Linked DNA regions of Mus musculus: region 2 is linked to region 1. The links are chromatin loops, found by intact Hi-C in ENCODE. Cell type or tissue: left cerebral cortex. All regions are shown on one strand. Each heading gives the region's core, and the rest is flanking DNA. Links, peaks and the distances in the headings are about the cores only.

The links. Peaks named below come from ENCODE experiments on the same cell type or tissue, not always from the same donor. Only the 100,000 strongest peaks of a DNase experiment are listed, where the experiment ranks them.
Region 2: a loop joins it to region 1, with 2.6 times the contacts of the local background. A loop is called at or near these places in 2 of 42 quality-filtered maps.

The regions. Positions count from the first base shown.
Region 1 is chr16:78,371,253-78,380,471 of GRCm38, forward strand. It overlaps Btg3 (BTG anti-proliferation factor 3), which reads right to left and starts at 5,558. Exons shown (of 5, transcript NM_009770.3): 1 at 5,349-5,558; 2 at 1,993-2,171. The coding sequence starts at 2,165. In left cerebral cortex, for the core only: a CTCF peak has its summit at 4,077; DNase peaks (open chromatin) are centred at 4,184, 4,754, 4,964 and 5,632; H3K4me3 peaks cover 2,136 bases; H3K27ac peaks cover 408 bases.
Region 2 is chr16:78,434,409-78,443,627 of GRCm38, forward strand. No RefSeq gene overlaps it. Among named protein-coding and RNA genes, the nearest start is that of Gm25038, 15 kb to the left of the region's middle. In left cerebral cortex, for the core only: no CTCF peak of the experiment used is centred there; a DNase peak (open chromatin) is centred at 4,665; H3K4me3 peaks cover 43 bases; H3K27ac peaks cover 132 bases.

The DNA.
Region 1 (9,219 bases), core at 513-8,512:
ATTGCTGAGTTCTTTTAATTTTTTTGCAATTATAACATGTAACATAATTCTGTATTCATCCGTATTTGTCTGCATTTCTTATTGTTCCCAGATAAGATTCTGAGACATAATGTTCAAAAATGAGTATTTTCACAGATCTTATATTGCCAAACTGCCTTTTATAAATATCACATTTGCATAAAATGTAGAAAACATTTTAAACTTACATTCATTTTTCCCACTGTACCATGAAGTCTAATAGTTTTTTTAAAAACCTATTTTAAAAAGCTTCAAAATGACTCAGTGATATTTCTGATCACATGCCAAGCTAGTCTTCTTTGAGTTTTCCTCAAGTTTTTAGCGTTAATGGAGATGAAATGGTGCGCTCTCTGACCTTGCTCTATTTACTTGACAGTGCTTCCGGTTTTCAGCAACTTGGCAGTTCCAAAAGCACCCGCCCACCATCAGTTAGACACGTGTAAGAGCCTCAGTGACTTACAGAAGCTGCTCACTATCAGGAAAAAGACAATCAAATGAGAAACTAAAAACTTCCCGGAGCCTATATTAAAAGCTACATATCAACTTATATTCATAATATTAACCACCTTACTAGGAAATTTTGGATAAAAACTATGAAAAACCACAAACGTTATCAGAATAGTACACTGTACTCAACTGGCTTTAAGCAAATGAGAAACAACAAAATTGTATTTCCACTCCAGTTGCTAAAACAAAAATCTTTTACAACAACAGCATGTCTAAGTATTGGTTTATGGAACAAAAAGCAGGGACAACAACATGCTCAAATAAAGGGGAACTTTCATAGTTGACACAAGTTAACCAATGTTCCAGGTTAACTGTGGAGGCCCACAATGCCCACAATCCCCACTGTGGTATGACAGCTAGTTTTAGGAAATGACCTACCTGAAATCTGCCTTCTCAACAGATACACCTCTACCAAAGTGAGCATGGCAGGGCATGTTCTTGTACAGCTTAAAGATTCGACAGTTCTTTATTTTAACTTACAAATCAAAATACAAGTAAGCGCGCTCTTCCTCCTCAGTGCTGAGACTATGGGGAGCACAAGCTCATGGAACGTGGGAGCCATTCAAGACCCGCTTTAAAATCCTCACCCCAGGACTTACCACTGGCGGAGGTACACAGCTGAGTACTGGCTTATACCATAATATAATATAATATTCATAATGTAAGGGAGACCATCACCACAAAGGCCAAGAACATGCTAGGTTGAAGACAGTCTTTCTACATTGCCCTAACTGTCAGGGAACTCACTACGTAAACTAGGCTACCCTCAAAAGTGACAGAAATCCTCCAGCCTCTACGCCCAGAGTGCTAGAATTTAAGGCAGATGCCACTCTGTCTGCCTTTGCCTGGTTATCTTACTTTACCATTTTCTCTTCTTTCTGGTTTTTCGAGACAGAGTTTCTCCCTATGGTCCAGGCTGTCCTGGAACTTCATCTGAAGACCAGTCCAGTCTCAAACTCAGAGATCCTGCCTGCCTGTCTCCTGAGTGCTGGGATTAAGGCCTGTGTCATCAGTGCCCTCTTCAAAAAATAAAATAAAATAATAATCACAATAATAATACTAAAAAGTACAGCCTATACATTACCTTTAGATACAAAAACAAACTACTTTCTCTCAACTCTAATCGCCACGCTCATTTCTGAGAGATTAAGGTCCTCTAGATTTGTGAAGAGCCCTAGGCACTCATGATAATAGCAAAAGTCTACTCAAGCAGGAGCCAAACTCCTCACAAGGACCTAACTGGTGACCACAGCTCTGGCCTCCCAAGGCTAAACCGTGGAATTCCATCAACAAATATGCATACTTTAAAATGAGCAAGAACAAAATACCATGACAGCCCAGCGTTTTGTGTTTTTCAGATAAAATCCTAGTAGGCGATTTCTAAATACCCTCCAGCCCTCTGGCCTTGTAGTCATTACACAAACTGATCTTCATTTAGTCCAATCCAACCTTCTCCGAACACCTTACCTGTAGGCCTGACCTTTGGATGGTTTTTCTGGATACCAGTGATTTTTATATTTCTCTTGAAGTATTTGAGTTAATTTCTCAGCAAACCTCTCAACTGCTTCTTTTTTCAACTTGTCATGCTTTCGAACTAGCCTTGTGAAAAAGAAGACAACAGCCGCAATTTCGTTCTTCATTTTTCCCTGTAAAGATAAATGTTTTCTTAGAAACAAAACACAAATTAATCCAAACAACAACAGCAACTACACACACACACACACACACACACACAGAGAAATAAATTTCTGTAAAATATGCCCCTATACAGCGTTCCCTTTCAATTTGCCTGGTCTTTTCTTGCCAGTAATCATTACTAATGGTTTGTAGTCCTCAGGGACCTATTAGGAAATACTCCTGGGGTTCTTACTACTTGGTTTTAAGTAGTTCAGTGAAGAACACAGCATATTGCTTCTGACAACTGAAATAAATTCAGAAACCAATATCAAAGAATATTAGTAAATATTACACTACATGAATCAAATTCTAAGTAAAATGTAAAGTTCTGGGAAAGGACCTGAAATTTAAAAGAGAAGAGTCCAGCACTAGGGGCTGAAGAGCAGGCTCCATGTCCTCCTCCTGCAGAGGAGTCGGGTTTACTTCCCCCAAAGCACTCGACAGTTAAGAAGCACCTGCAACTCTAGTTTCAGAGGGCTCCCTTCTGCCTTTGAGGGCACCAGGCACACACGTGGTAGCCGTACATCCATGCAGGCAAAGCACTCATACGCATATAAAGTAAAAAATAAATCAGGTACCGTAGCTCCGTTTTGGAGTCGTCCCCCCCCCCAAAAAAAAGGTTAAACAGCAATGACATTTCCAGTAATTCTATCAGCTATGAGCCCAGGAATTCTAAAATATATGTTCAAGAAAGAAAGAAAGAGGGAGGGAGGGAAGGAGGGAAGGAGGGAAGGAGGGAAGGAGGGAAGGAAGGAAGGAAGGAAGGAAGGAAGGAAGGAAGGAAGGTAGGTCCTTGTCAACATTATTCATGACAAAGTAGAAATACTCCAAATATCCCCCAAATGCTGACTGGACACATAAAGTATGGCTTACACGTACAACAGAACTGGTAATTACAATAAACGAAGCACTAACACGTGCTATAACACAGCAAGCAGAGGTAACAAACAATACCACACTAAAATTTCCGCCATATATACAACTGTCCAGAGCAGGGGAGTCTATACAGGCAGAAAATAGACTGGGTGGCCTACAGGCAGGAGGAGCAGAGGAGCAGGAGACAAGAGTCTAGGGAGTCCAAGGTTCTTTTTCTGCTGAGATAAAACTATTACTCTTGAATAAAATTGTTACACATTGAAAGTTTTTCAGCATTGAAGCTTTTTATACATATTCTTTCAGGTATAGGTATATTTTCCTAAAGAGCTAAAACAAGAAATAGTGAGCATTAAAGTGCATTAAGCAGAGCATCAATTCAGGATCACTCACAGAAAAATTAAATGAAATAATCAGTTACATTCTGGAGCTGCATCAAAGGACTCTTAAAAATAGAAAATCTGATTGATCATTGATTAATCCAGAAAGGCTGATCAGGCGTTCTTTTGAATATGTGTGTGTGTGTATATATGTATGCTTTGAGATGAGCTCATTCACTTGGCTGAATGGAACTTGGAGATATTCTGATCCAACATTTACTAAGTAACGTCATCTTTCTGGGCGCCAATGTCGGGCCCTAATGTATTGACTATACAGTGAACTAGCTTAACAACAGTCTGGCAGTCTGGTCTTATAAATTAAAAAAAAAAAAAAAAAGATGAAAGAGAAAAAAGAAACACCGGTTTTTAAAGATTTACTAAAACTGCTCTCTTAAGTTTCTTGTCTAATGTGATTTTTACTCTGCGTGCAAATGCAAACGAGGGTCCTCAGAGTGAAGGAAATTCTATATAGTATCTGAGATTTGTCCTGGCAGCCCTACTCACTCGGATCCTAGACGGAAAACACCCAAACGTTCCTCTTGGATGCTTAGAATGCCTAATACACCCTCTACTGCTATGGTCAGCCGGTAGATAGAATCCTCACACACCAGTGGTGGGCACATAGAACTTCAGTCTACTACAACTGCTGTGCCACCTCCCTCCTCCTGCAGTGTGAGGCCTCTTCCGCTCTCCGAAGCTTCCTTTATACTTCATGTATAGCACCTTGTGATGGACCAGCAAAACCCACTGAAACTGAATACACAACTTGGGCGAGGATGTCGCAGATGGAGCCGCATACGCTCCACTCCAAACAAGATAGAAGACTCACACTAGAGAAATGTAATGATTCCTAGACCCCTCTCATTCACCAACTGGGCCAGTACGTGCTACCTAACAGTTTGGGGGATTTGCTTTTTGTTTCCTCAACTTCATATTAAAAAAAATAAATAAATAAAATAAAATTAAGGAAGGAAAGAACCACTTAGCGGTTGCTTTTTGGTTTGTAACAGAAGATGAGTCATACGGACTTATTTATTTTTCTGTTTGAAGGAATGGAATAGCTTAAGAATTAACCCCCTCTTATCAGTGTTCCAGAAGTACCAAAGGCACAGAGAAAGGTCTAAACCTCGGGGGAGGGTGTGTGGGGGGTGTGAATACCACCGGGGACCGGGGGTGGGGGATTAGACCTTAGGCGCCTAGTGCCACCCACACTGTCCCCCAAAGCTCCCATTTTAAACACCGCTTGGTGACGTCACCCCAGGACGTCGTCACCGCGGCGGCTGCTCCTCAAGTTCTACTTTGTTCCACGAGCTCGGCCTTCTAGGAGTTTCTAACTTTGCAGTCTCCCCACCCCCCACCCCCCCCAACCCCTCCCCAGTAACGAAAAAGCCACTCGCAGTTTCTAGAAACCACAACTTCTCCAGGTGGACGCTGCCGAGGTGGAGGGGACGGCAAGCGTGGTCGCGCCGAGAGGCCCTGACCGCCCCGGGCGGCTTTGGCCAGCGGGATCCAGATGCAGCCGGATCGGGCTCCCCTCCCAGCCCGGCGCGGGTGGAGAGAGCCCCCCACGCGCTCCGAGTGGACGGCCTGCGCGCCGCGTCTAACCTGTGCAAACAAACCGGCTTGCCCCTGCCCGCCCGCTGTCGCCTCCCCGGGGGCGGCAGGCGACGTGGCACGCGCCGGAGGAGGCGTCCCAACCCCACCGAGGACCCGCCGCCGCTCCCCTCCGCGCCGCGCATCCCTCGGCCGCTCCGCTTTCGACGTGGCGGCGGGCGCGTCCCAACCTCCCTCCGCCGCGATGCCCGGGGGTCCCCGCCGCGTCCCCTTATGCCAGGCCTGCCCTCCTCACTGCCACCGCGTCCCCGACTCCGACCCCCGGCGGGCTCTCCTCACCGCCGCCGCCGCCGCTCCGGGGGCTGCACCCTCGCCGGGTGCGACCGCGTCCCGTGGCCGGGGAGCCGAGCGCGAGCGCCGCTGCTGCGTCGTCGGGCCGCCGCCGCCGCCGCTGAGCGCGCGCCGACCAGACTGGCGGGCGGCGGAGCGCGCGGCCGACAGGGCGAACGCAGTCCCGACGCGGCCCACGGGGGGCTCGAGGCCCGGAAGAAGGGAGGGGCGATGACTAGGAGAGGCCCGGCGCCGCGAAGAACCAATCCGCGCGCCCTGGGGGCGGGGCTTCCCTCGGGCCCGCCCCCCTCCACCGGTGCGCGTGGCCGGCTCCTGCCTCCGGCCGCGCGCAGAGCCTGGGCTCCGACGGCCGTGCTGGCACGAGGTCGCAGTGCCTCCTGCGCGAGCCCCGAGGGCCTTGCCTCCCTCAGTGGGGTGGGCAGGACGCTTCCTCTTGGCTCTTCGGCCACTCCTCCCCACGCGGGGCTCTCTCCCTTGGATCCGCCCGCCTCTCTGCTGCCTGAGGGCAAGTTCAATCCGGATTCTGCTTTGATGGGCTCTCCCCCTCCTACCCACCTCTGCACGAAGCGGCTGCGGAGGGGAGCTTGGCACTGAGGGCTTGCCAAGTCCCTCCGGTCGTGAGGTCACTAGCTGCCTCCCTGTACGTGAGATGGCTTGGGTAAAACTCTTACCTGGACACTTGGCTGGCAGAGCTCGTGCCTCCATGTGACCGTGGCAGCCTCCTGTTGAGTACGGGGTGTCTCTGCCAGCACTGATGGCCCAATGGATGAGTGGAGTGGCCAGGCTTTGTATTTCTCAGATACTTCTAACTCAAGGACTTGGGGGGGAGGGGTAGCTTTTAAGCCTTGACTAAACACATAAGAAGAGGGAAGATAAACTTTCCGAAGAAAGGCCCATCTTTCCGTCCCTTAGGCTGAACTGGCAGCTAGGTGTTAGTGTTGTGAAAGCAGCTGATAAGTCAGACAGGCCGGAAAAACACAAGACACTCATTAAAAGAGAATTTAAAAATGCAGATTACCATTGTTTTTTTTTTCATTACTTATTTTCTTCATTTACATTTCCAATGCTACCCCATAAGTCCCCCAAACCCTCCCTCCCCCCACTCCCACTTCTTGGCCCTGGTGTTCCCCTGTACAGAGGCATATAAAGTTTGCAAGACTCTTTCTCTTTCCAGTGATGGCCGACTAGGTCATCTTCTGCTACATATGCAGCTAGAGACCAGCTGAGGGGTGGGGGGTGGGGGGCTCCTGGTTAGTTCATATTGTTCCACCTATAGGGTTGCAGATCCCTTTAGCTCCTTGGGTACTTTCTCTAGCTCCTCCATTGGGAGCCCTGTGATCCATCCAATAGCTGACTGTGAGCCTCCACTTCTGTGTTTGCTAGGCCGGGGCATAGCCTCGCAAGAGACAGCTATATCAGGGTCCTTTCAGCAACATCTTCCTAGTGTATGCAATGGTGTCTGCGTTTGGAGGCTGATTATGGGATGGATCCCCGGGTATGGCAGTCTCTAGATGGTCCATCCTTTCGTCTCAGCTCCAAACTTTGTCTCTGTAACTCCTTCCATGGGTGTTTTGGTCCCAATTCTAAGAAAGAGCAAAGTGTCCACACTTTCGTCTTCGTTCTTCTTGAGTTTCATGTGTTTTGCAAATTGTATCTTGTATCTTGGGTATTCTAAGTTTCTGGGCTAATATCCACTTATCAGTGAGTACATATCATGTGAGTTCTTTTGTGATTGGGTTACCTCACTCAGGATGATGCCCTCCAGGTCCATCCATTTGCCTAGGAATTTCATAAATTCATTCCAAGAACTAATTGTTAAAGCTTTATTTAGACTATGTTGGTGATTATAGCCTTGTGAGCCTCAAAAATAATAATTTTTTACCAGAAGTATAAAACCCTCAAACCATTATAAAACTAGTGTGCTATGCCTCTATTTTGTGAGAAGCACTTCTACTATTGTGAAACTAAAGCTATTTCTCAATTTAAAGGGGGTGCTGTCATATACATCCGTGGGACTATTCCCGGAGATGTGCTTTCGTTTAAAACAAATAATCACATTGACGTTGTTTTACTGCTAACAGCTCTTAACTCTACAGTTTCACAAAATAGGTAGTTACAAACATTTTTAACTGCCAGGAAATTTCAAAATCTCATGACTAATGTTCTATGTAATTTTTTTCTTTGTTTGCTTTTTTTGAGATAGGGTTTCTCTGTGTAGCCCTGGCTGTGCTGGAATTCACTCTGTAGATCAGTCTGGCTTCGAAACTCATTGAGATCTGCCTGCCTCTGCTTCTCAATGCTGGGATTAAAAGCGTGTGCTGCCACCACACTGTGATGGCTCAGTGAATTAAGATGGCTCGCATGCCCAGTTAGGATCCCTGTGATAATAATTAATCATTATTAATCTATGGTTATATATAACACTGTGGTTCAGACAACAGTACCATAGCTAAAAAAACTAAACCAAAGGTGAAAACCCCTGAAATCTCACACATTCAGTAAGACTGCACAAATCTGAAACACCTCTGCCCTCTCTCATTTACTTTGCTCCCACATTGTAACTCCTTTCACGCTTTGCAAAACTTGTCCATGGAGGCTGTCAAGATGGCTCCGTGGTTAAGAGCAATTTTCCCTTTCTGACAGGAGAGGTAGTTCTTTGGCTTCTTCAACAGGACTCACCTATTTTCCAATTCATGACAGAGTCTGAGTTCTCTCAGTGAGTTTAGCCTACAGGTACATATCATGCATGCATACATACATATAAAGAAAGAGGGGAGAGAGGAGCTTTAAGAATTGGTGTGAGTGGTTATGGCACATGGAAATCTCAAGATCTATAAGGCCATCATCATTCTGGAAGTCATCAATAATTGAAATTAGCATTTGAGTCTGAAATTTATATCTAAGATTTCTATTTTAAGGCCTTAAGGCACATTTTTATTTATTTTTTTATTAATTATTTTATTTGCATTTCACCTGTTGTCCCCCTTCCCATTCTTCCCTCCTCAAACCCCTTCCCTATTCTCCCTCCTCTTTGCCTCTAAGAGGGTGCTCCCCTGCCCACCCATCCACTCCTGGCTAACCCCTCCAGCATCCCTCTTAGATGGGGCAACAAACCTCTACAGGACCAAGGGCCTCTCCTCCCATCGATGCCCGATAAGGCCATCCTCTGTTGCATATACAGCTGGAGCCATGAGTCCCTCTGTGTGTATTCTTTGGTTAGTGGTTTAGTTCCTGGGAGCTCGGGGGGGGGGGGGGGGTGGGGGGGCTGCTTGGTTGACACTGTTGTTCTTCCTATGGGGTTGCAGTCCCCTTTCAGCTCCTTTGGTTCTCCTAACTCTTCCATTGGGGTCCCTGGGCTCATTACAGTGGTCGGCTGTGAGGATCTACATATGTCTTAGTCGGATGCTAGTAGAATCTATCAGGAAACAGGCTCCTGTATGCAAGCACTTTTTGACATTAGCAATAGTGATGGAGTTTGGTGTCTGTGGATGGAATGGATTCTAAGGTGGGGCGGTCTCTGGAGGCCTTTCCTTTGGTCTCTGCTCCATTTTTTGTCCCTGGGTTTCCTTTAGACAGGAACAATTATGGGTTAAAAGTTTTGAGATGGGTGGGTGGCCCCATCCCTTCACTGGAGCCATGTCTATCTACTAGAGGTGGTCTCTTCAGGTTCTATGTCCCCACTGTTGGGCATTTCGACCACTGGGTCCTGGGAGCTTCCCACATCCCTGGCTCTGAAACTTTCTAGTGGTTCCTCCCACCTCCGTTTTCCCCACCCCCACCCCACCCCTGCTACTTATTTCTATGAATTCTCCTGTACCTCTGGACTTCTCTCCTGTCTCTTCCCATACCTGGGCTTGCC
Region 2 (9,219 bases), core at 510-8,509, 63 kb after region 1:
TATAGATAACGGGAAATAGGAAAGTAAGGGACATAGGCGAATGATGCAGTTTCTACTCAGTTTGAATGTGAACTTTAAATTGCCCTAAAAAACAAAAACAAACAAACAAACAAAAAAAAAAACCCTCAAGTCTACTCAACATTGGGAGGTGGGGTGGGGAAGATGAGCCTGGAAGTTAGTACAAATATTTGCGTACAAATCCATGAGCACATCAATAAAGACACACGCCAGTGTGGCAGAAGGACATTTAGGTACACGTCTCCTTGTAAGTGTGCAAAAGAGCAGAGTGAGAATCTGCAGTGACTGCTCTGCAAATGTCACTAGGTGTGGACCACACTGGGATGCTCTAACCACTGGAGCTCTGCATGGCTATCTGTCATCAGTGCTACACGGAAGTGATAGCAAAGACACATCCCAGGCTGTATCATTGAGCAAACAGGAATTTGACACCATCGGGTATTCCAAATACTTGGACCTTTCATTTGAAACCTCGAGGAGCATCTTCCTGGAGGAATCTCAGTGAAGAGACAGGTGCATGAGGAGGGCCAACACACATTCTGTCTGGACAATTGACCCAGGCAGGGGTTTGCTTATGTGGCTTCTGCAAAAATAGAGACACCTAACTTCTCATATTGCATAACTTAAGCCCATAGATTTTCCCAATTAAAATTCCTCTAAATGCTATGTAGTAAGTTTGATTTTGATTTTAAAAATACCGACATTTTTTGAGATATACAATTTATTATTTAAAAGACATACCATATAATCTAGAAATCCTTCTCCCTCTCTCTCTCTCTCTCTCTCTCCCTCTCTCTCTCTCTCTCTCTCTCTCTCTCTCTCTCTCTCTCTCTCCCTCCCTCCCTCTGTGTGTGTGTGTGTGTGTGTGTGTACATTCTGAAAAATAACTTTGAATACTGTCTATTCAGTTCTTAAAATATTAATTCCATTAGCACATTTCATATGCCAATGCATCCCTTGGCTATAAATTAGAGTTCCTTTGTGCACAGAAAGTTCCCTTTGTTGACATGTTACAATACAGTTGTGAAAATTGAAGCAGATAGTAAAGACAAAAGAAATGTCAAGGAAAATACTTCAAGCTTCAGCATTCAAATGTACCTCTCTCTCTCTCTCTCTCTCTTTTTGTTTTTTTTTTTTTTGCATTAAACTGTGCCTTATGATCACCTAATCTTTGTACATGTTACCAATAACTGTGCTGCAAATTGAGTGCGTGACAATGAGGCTTTCTAACATTTAAGGAAACACTCCAAAGGGATTTCCTGTCTTGGTTCATGAGGCATTGTGGATCCATTTTGAGATTTTTCCTTTCTAAAGATAAGCAGCCCCTCACTTAAGAGTTTACTTGCTATATTTTTGTTTATTTGTTTGGGAACAGGAAGAAACACAGTACCGTTGATATTTGGAAAGAGCAGAAAAACATTGCAGAGAGACGTTGTCATAGGAACTGTACTAGAAGATCAGGTACCCGAGGATAGAATGCACCATCTAAAAAGGGGAAGTCGGATTTTGAATTGCTCTATCAGTTGCACAATGTAAGTCCTTACGAGCTTTCCCATGGGATTTGTGCTCAGCCATCTCAGGGGGGCAGTTGGGATACTATTATTCTGGAGCTAATGGTTTATAGTCCATGGGATTAAATAAAGTAGATAGGGCACATAAACCAAAGGTTAAATGCCTAAGATATATATTACTAATATATGTATACACTACATCTACTATATAATGTAATACTATAATAGTTCCTGAGAAAGGCTAATCATAATAAAACTGATAACGTGTGTATGAATTGGCCCATAGAGTGTTCTCTAGAGAGGAGAGTGATTCCCAATGTACAGATGTGTTAGTAAGGTCACATGGTAAGAGGTGAGGATTTTTGTTTACAGTTTCAGAAGGTTCAGTCCTCCCACTAGGTCCCATTTCTAAATATACACTTGTGCAGTGGAAGCATATGGGTAAGCGACACTGTTCACTTTATAGCAGACAGGAAATAGAGAGCAGAAGGGGTTGATGATAATCTACAACCTTCAGAGACATATCCCCACTGACATTCCTCCACCTAGGTTCGAATCCCTGAAGTTTATATAGCTTCTCAAAACACTGTCACTAACTGAGGATGAAGGGTTCAAAATATGAGTCTCTTAGGGAATTCAACCAGCAATGGGAAGTGATTAGGATCATATGGTCAGGCCTTGTCAGTGTGATTATTGTCTTTGCAAGAAGATAGTCATCGAGGAGAGACCATGTAAAAGGAATGGAGTAAACCAGTGTTGGGACTAAGAACCCGCCATCCCAGGGCTAACCACCCGCCATCCCAGGGCTAAGAACCTGCCATCCCAGGGCTAAGAACCCACCATCCCAGGGCTAAGAACCCGCCATCCTAGGGCTAAGAATCTGCCATCCCAGGGCTAAGAACCCGCCATCCCAGGGCTAAGAACCTGCCATCCCAGGGCTAAGAACCCACCATCCCGGGCTAAGAACCCACCATCCTAGGGCTAAGAACCCGCCATCCCAGGGCTAAGAACCCACCATCCCAGGCTAAGAACCTGCCATCCCAGGGCTAAGAACCCACCATCCCAGGCTAAGAACCTGCCATCCCAGGGCTAAGAACCCACCATCCCAGGCTAAGAACCTGCCATCCCAGGGTCTGTGAAGCAATGTCTCTAGGATCCTTTCCTACCTTTCTGGTCATTCCCTTTCTTCCTCCAAGGCAAGTCATAAGAACCAGAATTATCCTCTGGGGTGGGGGGAGGCCTGTCCGAGAGGTAGGAACTCCTCCCCATGAAAACAAGTCACAATACCTTAAAAAGCCACTCTCTGACCTTGCCCCTTCTCTCCAAAGATCTTTATGTCCTAAAGGCATCCTATCCTAGGTCTGGAAGAAGGACTGATGTACCAAGTAGCAGAAAGAGTTGGAACCCATGGAGCTTGCTAAGTTTCCCTCAGAGCTGATCACTATTCCCTTAGAGTATAATCACATTTTGACACAGGTGCCCACGCCTCATCAAGCCTTTGGGTTTTCTTTTCTGTTGGTCCTTTGTCATAGAATTCTGATGAAATAAAGAATAGGTTTTTTTTTCTTTTATAAACTTGTTATATTTAGGATTCCTATAACAAGGACAATGACCTCAAGGGAAAAAGACCTCTCCTGGCTCCCAGTCTTGAAGGTTTCAGTGTGCGGTCTGCTGGCTCCCTTTATTTTAGGGGGCCACGACATCATGACCGCAGTGAGAGCACAGCAACACTGCCTGCCTCACCATCATGAGGCAAAAACAAAGGGGCCAGGGGCCAGACACCTTTTCAAAAGCACAAGCTCACTGGACCCTACTTCTAAAGAGTTATCCATTTCAAGTAGAGCTATCTGGGGATCCAACATTTAAGACAGGTCTTTGGGGGGGACATTCAAGATAGAAACTCTAGTTAAGGTCGTTAGGGGTGTCAGCCATCATTCTTGTAGCATGTAGTCAATGGTTTAATGCATATAAGCCAAGGAAAGAGAGGAAGGGGTGAGGGAAGGAGAGGAGGAAGGGAGGGAGGGAAAGAGACAAACAAACACTAGACAGACATGTGTGTGTGTGTGTGTGTGTGTGTGTGTGTGTGTGTGTGTGTTCTGTCTAAATTCCATCCCCACAGTTCCTGGCAGCAGCCAGGTATGCTCCTCCCCTCAGTTACCTGGCAACAGCCAGGTAGGCTTGGCTCACTATAAAAGGAGCTGCTTGGCCCCTCCTCTCTCTCTTACTCTCTTGTCTCCTGTACTCCTGCTTCCCACTTGCCCCCTCTCTCCACATGGTCATGGCCAGACTCTACTTCTTTGTTCTCTCCTTCTCTCTGCCTTTCTCTGCCTCTGCTACCCTCTTAACTCCCCTCCCCATGCTCCGAATAAACTCTATTCTATACTATACCTTGGCATGGGCCCGCTGGGGCACCCGCTTCCCACACACTCCGCCAGAACATATTCTTATAGCTCTTTCTCTTTTTTATGATCACAACACACATGTGAGAGAGAGAGAGAGAGAGAGAGAGAGAGAGAGAGAGAGAGAGAGAGAGAGAGAGAGAGAGAGCGCAACTCTTTTGACTCCTGGATCTTGGACTTTTACCCCTACAACTAACTGAGAAGAGCTACATTTGTTGTTTTTTATTCCTCTCAGGCTGGATTACTTTGTGAGGGGAGCCCTGTCCACGCTGCAGTGTATGTGTTTGACTGATGCATACACTGCAGCGCTAACCATTAGACCTATATTCAAACTGTGGTGCCTGCTTCTTCCTTGGCCTTTCTTCTCTTGGATGACTTCAGAGCTGTTAAGCACTGGGATGAACGATGAGAACCTACTGGGCAAGATAGCATTGGTCCACCTTGAGGTGGCTGTGACCCAGGGACATTTTCAGTGACCCTGTTTCCTGTGTGTTCTGGGACCTGCCTCCAACCTGTGCAACTCACCTAGGAAAGAGTGGCTTTCCCCAGGTTAGCCCCACACACTAGGAAAGAGTGGCTTTCCCCAGGTTAGCCCCACACACTAGGAAAGAGTGGCTTACCCCAGGTTAGCCACACACACTGTTCATATCTGGGCACAAGTTCTCACAGGGCTGCAAGAGTACCGATTGTTTTATATGTCTATTTATACTTTCACCACACCCACAGTAAAAAGCAGAATTCAAAGGCACTGGCATTGTGGACATAAATTATTCATTTTTAGCAACCCCAACACCTAGTACTCATGTCTGAATTTCTTGAATGAATATATTTATGACATCAAACCATATAAGATATATAATGTGCTTAAAATAAATTCAAACCAATTATAAATACAACGCCAGTGACCATGAAACAGAAAGTGTAAAAACTGTTGCAAAATGTGCTAGAATTATTTAAAAAGAGTCTAGAGTAACTCTGGGAATAGTACGTGGATCATTGAAGGGAAGGAAACAGGAGAAAGGTAGAAACAGGAGGGGCGAGGCTACACAAAAGAAAGGAAAAAGAGGAGGAATGGAGGAATTGTACCGGAGGAAAAGAAAAGGGAGCTAGAGGGCTAGGATTTAAAGAACAGGGGAAAAGATTCCCCAGTAATAAAAGGTACAAAAATGAAGCAGATTCAAGCCCAGGAGTCCCAGAACCAGTGGAAAGCCAGCTCTGGCAAGTTGTCCTCCGACCTCCACACACAGGCAAGCCTTGCGTGGTGGATGTTGGGATGGTTTTCTTACCCTCCCCAGATCCTATAGATCATGTCCTCTCTAGCTGGGGGACAGTGTCTTTCAGATGCCTTGGGTGTGTGGGGAGCATCCACAAGCTGAGGTCTGCTCAGGTGTAGCACCTGCCTTTGACCTTTGGCTGCCTGAGTCCTCATGATCCCACGGAGGGAATGCAGCTGTGGACAGCAAAGGGTGCTCTTTGTGTTCTCCCGACACAGTAAAAGGGAGACAGGTGCTTCACAGCCTGACCTACCTGCTAACCCAAGGCTCCCAGCCATAACTCCACGGTTACTATCAACTGATGAGATCTGCCCTTGGCTACTGATCACAGAGCTATCTTTTTCTAAGAACTCCCCTGCCTGAGCTGTGCCTCCTGTTAATTGCACCTTTTGGCTTGTTAACGCTGGCTCTCTCCCACTCTCCACAATTGCCTCCCTGGACCTTCCTTCACCCTCGGGCAGTGGCAGGCCAGATGAAATCTTCTTGACCAATGGTCATTCTTTGTTCTCAGGCCTCCCACACGGCTCAGCTTTTAACAATAGGCTGTGTCTCAATGTGGCCCTCTTCTGCTGTCTATGTTACACTGAGTGTTAAAAATGGCTTTCTTTGTGCGACTCCTCCTTCTGATAGAGGATTATTGCCTCAGTGAAGCCTCCAGCTGGAATCCAGGTGAGGGTGTGGGCTTGTCTCGAGGGTAGGACTGTTGTGCCTGGATTCCCTTAGGAAATAACTTGTGTCATCCCTCCCCCCTACCCCCACCGCCACACACACACTCTGCCCCCTGTATTCATCTCTTTTCTATTGTTGTGATAAAACACCATGACCAAAGTAGCTTAAAAAAAAAAAAAAAAAAAGAAAAGAAAAGAAAAGAAAGAAAAAAGAAAAAAAAAAAGAGTTTATTTGGAGCTTACAGTTCCAGGAGCTTAGAGTCCAGGATTGCAAAACAGAGATAGAACCAGGCAGGCAGCTGGAACAAGAGCTGGCAGCTTAAGATGAACTCACATCTTAAATGACAGAACAGGAAGCAGAGAGGGCTAGCTTGAAAAGGTGGGAGTTCTTTAGAAACCTCCAGTGACATACTTCCTCCAGTGAGGCCTTAATCCCCCTCAAACACCCACCAACTAGGGACCAAGTATTCAAATGTCCAAGATGATGGGAGACTTCTCACTCAAACCACCACACCCTTCCAGGGGCAGCCGCTGGCTTTGGCTTATTTCTTACAAGTCTATCACTCATCTGTCACCTTGTGTTGGAGTTGGTAGGTGGTTGTGAGTGGGTCAACATGAGAGGTGGGATCCAAATTCTGGTCCATGAGAGAGGAGCAACCATTCTTAACGGTAAAGCCTTCTCTCTAGTCCCACCTCTCCTTCTGGAATAGAGCTCATGTTTTCATATTCTGACTCTCTTTTTCATCAGATCTCACGGAAAAAAAATAATTTAACTTGCCGTTTTCCCCCAGAACATCACCTTCACTCCAGCTACCTCAATTACAAGGTCGCGAAACATGTGGGTCTCATTTTGTAAGGGAGAACCCCAATATGACGGACACTGAGTTGCCTAGGCAAATGGCCATCATGACGCCCATCCTGCTTTTACTGAGAGGAGCATGGGCAACTGGGAGGTGGGGAGTAGAGAGAAGGCATGCTGTGTAAGCACTGTCAGACACCGCCCCTGGAAAATAAGCCTTCTCCCTCCAAAGATGCTCAGGATGCCTGCAAGTCCGGTTAGTTCCTTGTGGGCTTGGGTTTTTGTTTTTGTTTTGTTTTGTTTTTGTTTTGTAATGAGCTGTGAACTTTGCTGTTCTCTGGCTTTTGGGGTGCAGTGGAATGGAAATGAATTTAGAGTGTTATGAACAACACCTATCTCGCATCTGACCTACAAAAATACCAGGCATTTCTCATCTACTTAGTCTAGGGACTTGGTTGGTAAGGAATAATAATTGTCCTTTCTTATCCATGAGCACAGAACCTCTGGATTCATCCACACATGGGTGAAAACTTCTGAATGCACACAGGTTTATTTTTCCTTAGCACTCGGTAGACAATTAGTTAAAACAATTATTGACTTAGGGTACATGTTACATTAGGAGCTAAAGCTGGCCCAAGTGGTGCACACATCTCAATGTGTGGGAAGCTGAAGCAGGAAGATGAGGAGTTCAAAGCCGGCCTGGGCTACCTAGGGAGCTCATATCTCAACAAGCCCAGAAAACCATTGTATTGTTATTAGATTGTTAATTATAATAAATTATATATTAGTTGATTTATTAAGGACAAGTGTTCAGAGTTTGTAGTCAAACAACAAGCCATTTTATTAAGAAACTTGGACATATGCTGATTTTACTCTCTGTAGAAGTCTTGGGACCAGTCCTTTCCCAATACTGTATAGTTTTCAGCCTTTGGTCTGAGTTTCCCAGAGGTTCAATGCAAGAATGCTCACCTGCTCCTGGGCCTCCAGCTACTGCCGGTTTTAGATGCTAGGCAGCAGATGAAGCATGCTGCCTCTCCAGCTATGCATTACTTAAGGCAGTCGGCCTTCAACGGTTTACTGTTCGTAGGATGATGGCCAACACCCCACAGATTTGTGTCAATGCCACTAAAGAAGCAGAATCAGGCCCTTCAAAGAAGCAGAGTGACCTTCTGCTAGACTTTGTAGTTACTGAGAAACGCACAGGACTGAAGGTTAGATCCAGCTAAGGTCCAGGTCCTTAGCTATAATTCCGAGAGGCAGGAAGACAAGGAAGTACAGAAAACAATGCACTGAGGCGAGACAGCCTGGTGTCTGCGAACAGAAGCTTTCATGCCAAACACCTACATTTCCTATTCTCTAAAGACATTGAAATTCATGTGACTGAATTTTGAAAAAAAAAAACTGTAAATTCCTTGTGTTTGATCTTGTCTGGGTAGACAGGAGATTGTTGGTTTGCAGGTAGGGAAGTCCTTACCACAGAGTGCTAAAAAGCCAACAGCATTCCTACTTCAAAAGGGTCCCGGTAAACAAGTTAGGTCAGATGATACATTTCTGATCTTAAAACATAATGTAAAAGTGTGTGTCCATAAAAAGATATCTGTACTATTTATCCTTTGCTAAATCCAACGTAGGGTCATGTTTCTTTTTTTAAAGTTATGCTTAAAAATAAAGAGATAAAAAAGCCCATGATTATTTCCAAAAGCAAACAGAAGAGAATGAAACAAACAAACAAACAAACAAACAAAAACAAAACAAAACCTCGCGAGTGTGCATGTGCTGTGTTTGTTTCTATTTTTCATGCTCCTAGGGGCTGAACTCATGGTCTCATGACAAGGTCAACACTTGATATGTGGAAGACCTGTGGAAGAGAATAAGCGCCTGGAGGAAATAGGATGATAAATGTACCCAGTTTGGTTCCATTTTCAATATTCCAGCGCTCTTCAGGTTACCATGGTGATCATACCTGCTGCTCTGCATTTTCATTCCTAGGAAACAGGGAACATTGTGAGTACTAGGAAAAACACGATTAGAAAAAAAATCTGTTAAGTATCATTTCGAATTACCTGTTTAAAAGCACTCCCCCCACCCCTTTCCTGTTCCGTCCTCCTCCCTCTCATATTTTGGGTTATTTTGTATTTTACTTAGGGAGGAGATTAAAACATCTCCAAATACAAGCTGTACAAAGAAGACGATGAAGCATGCTTAGTCTTAAGTGCAAAGACCTGGGCATGAGGTCACAACATTGCTACAGAAACAAGCAACACGGGGTCTAAAACAAGCACATTTCAGCAGGAGCTGGCTTAGAAAGTCAATCTTGATGCCGGAGAAAGCTGTGGACCAGGAGACACTTTCGGAGGCGGAGTGTGTGTTCCATCCAGTGACATCACACTCTGTTTATTCTTCATGCTTGAACAGATAGGGCTTGCAGTGTAGCTCATCCGAACACTGTATTCCTAGCAGAGGCACGCACAACTGTGGGTTTTACTCCCACTGCTACAAAACAAAGTTAAAGCTTAAATAGAGAGCTTTTCCTTACAGAACCGAGGTGCA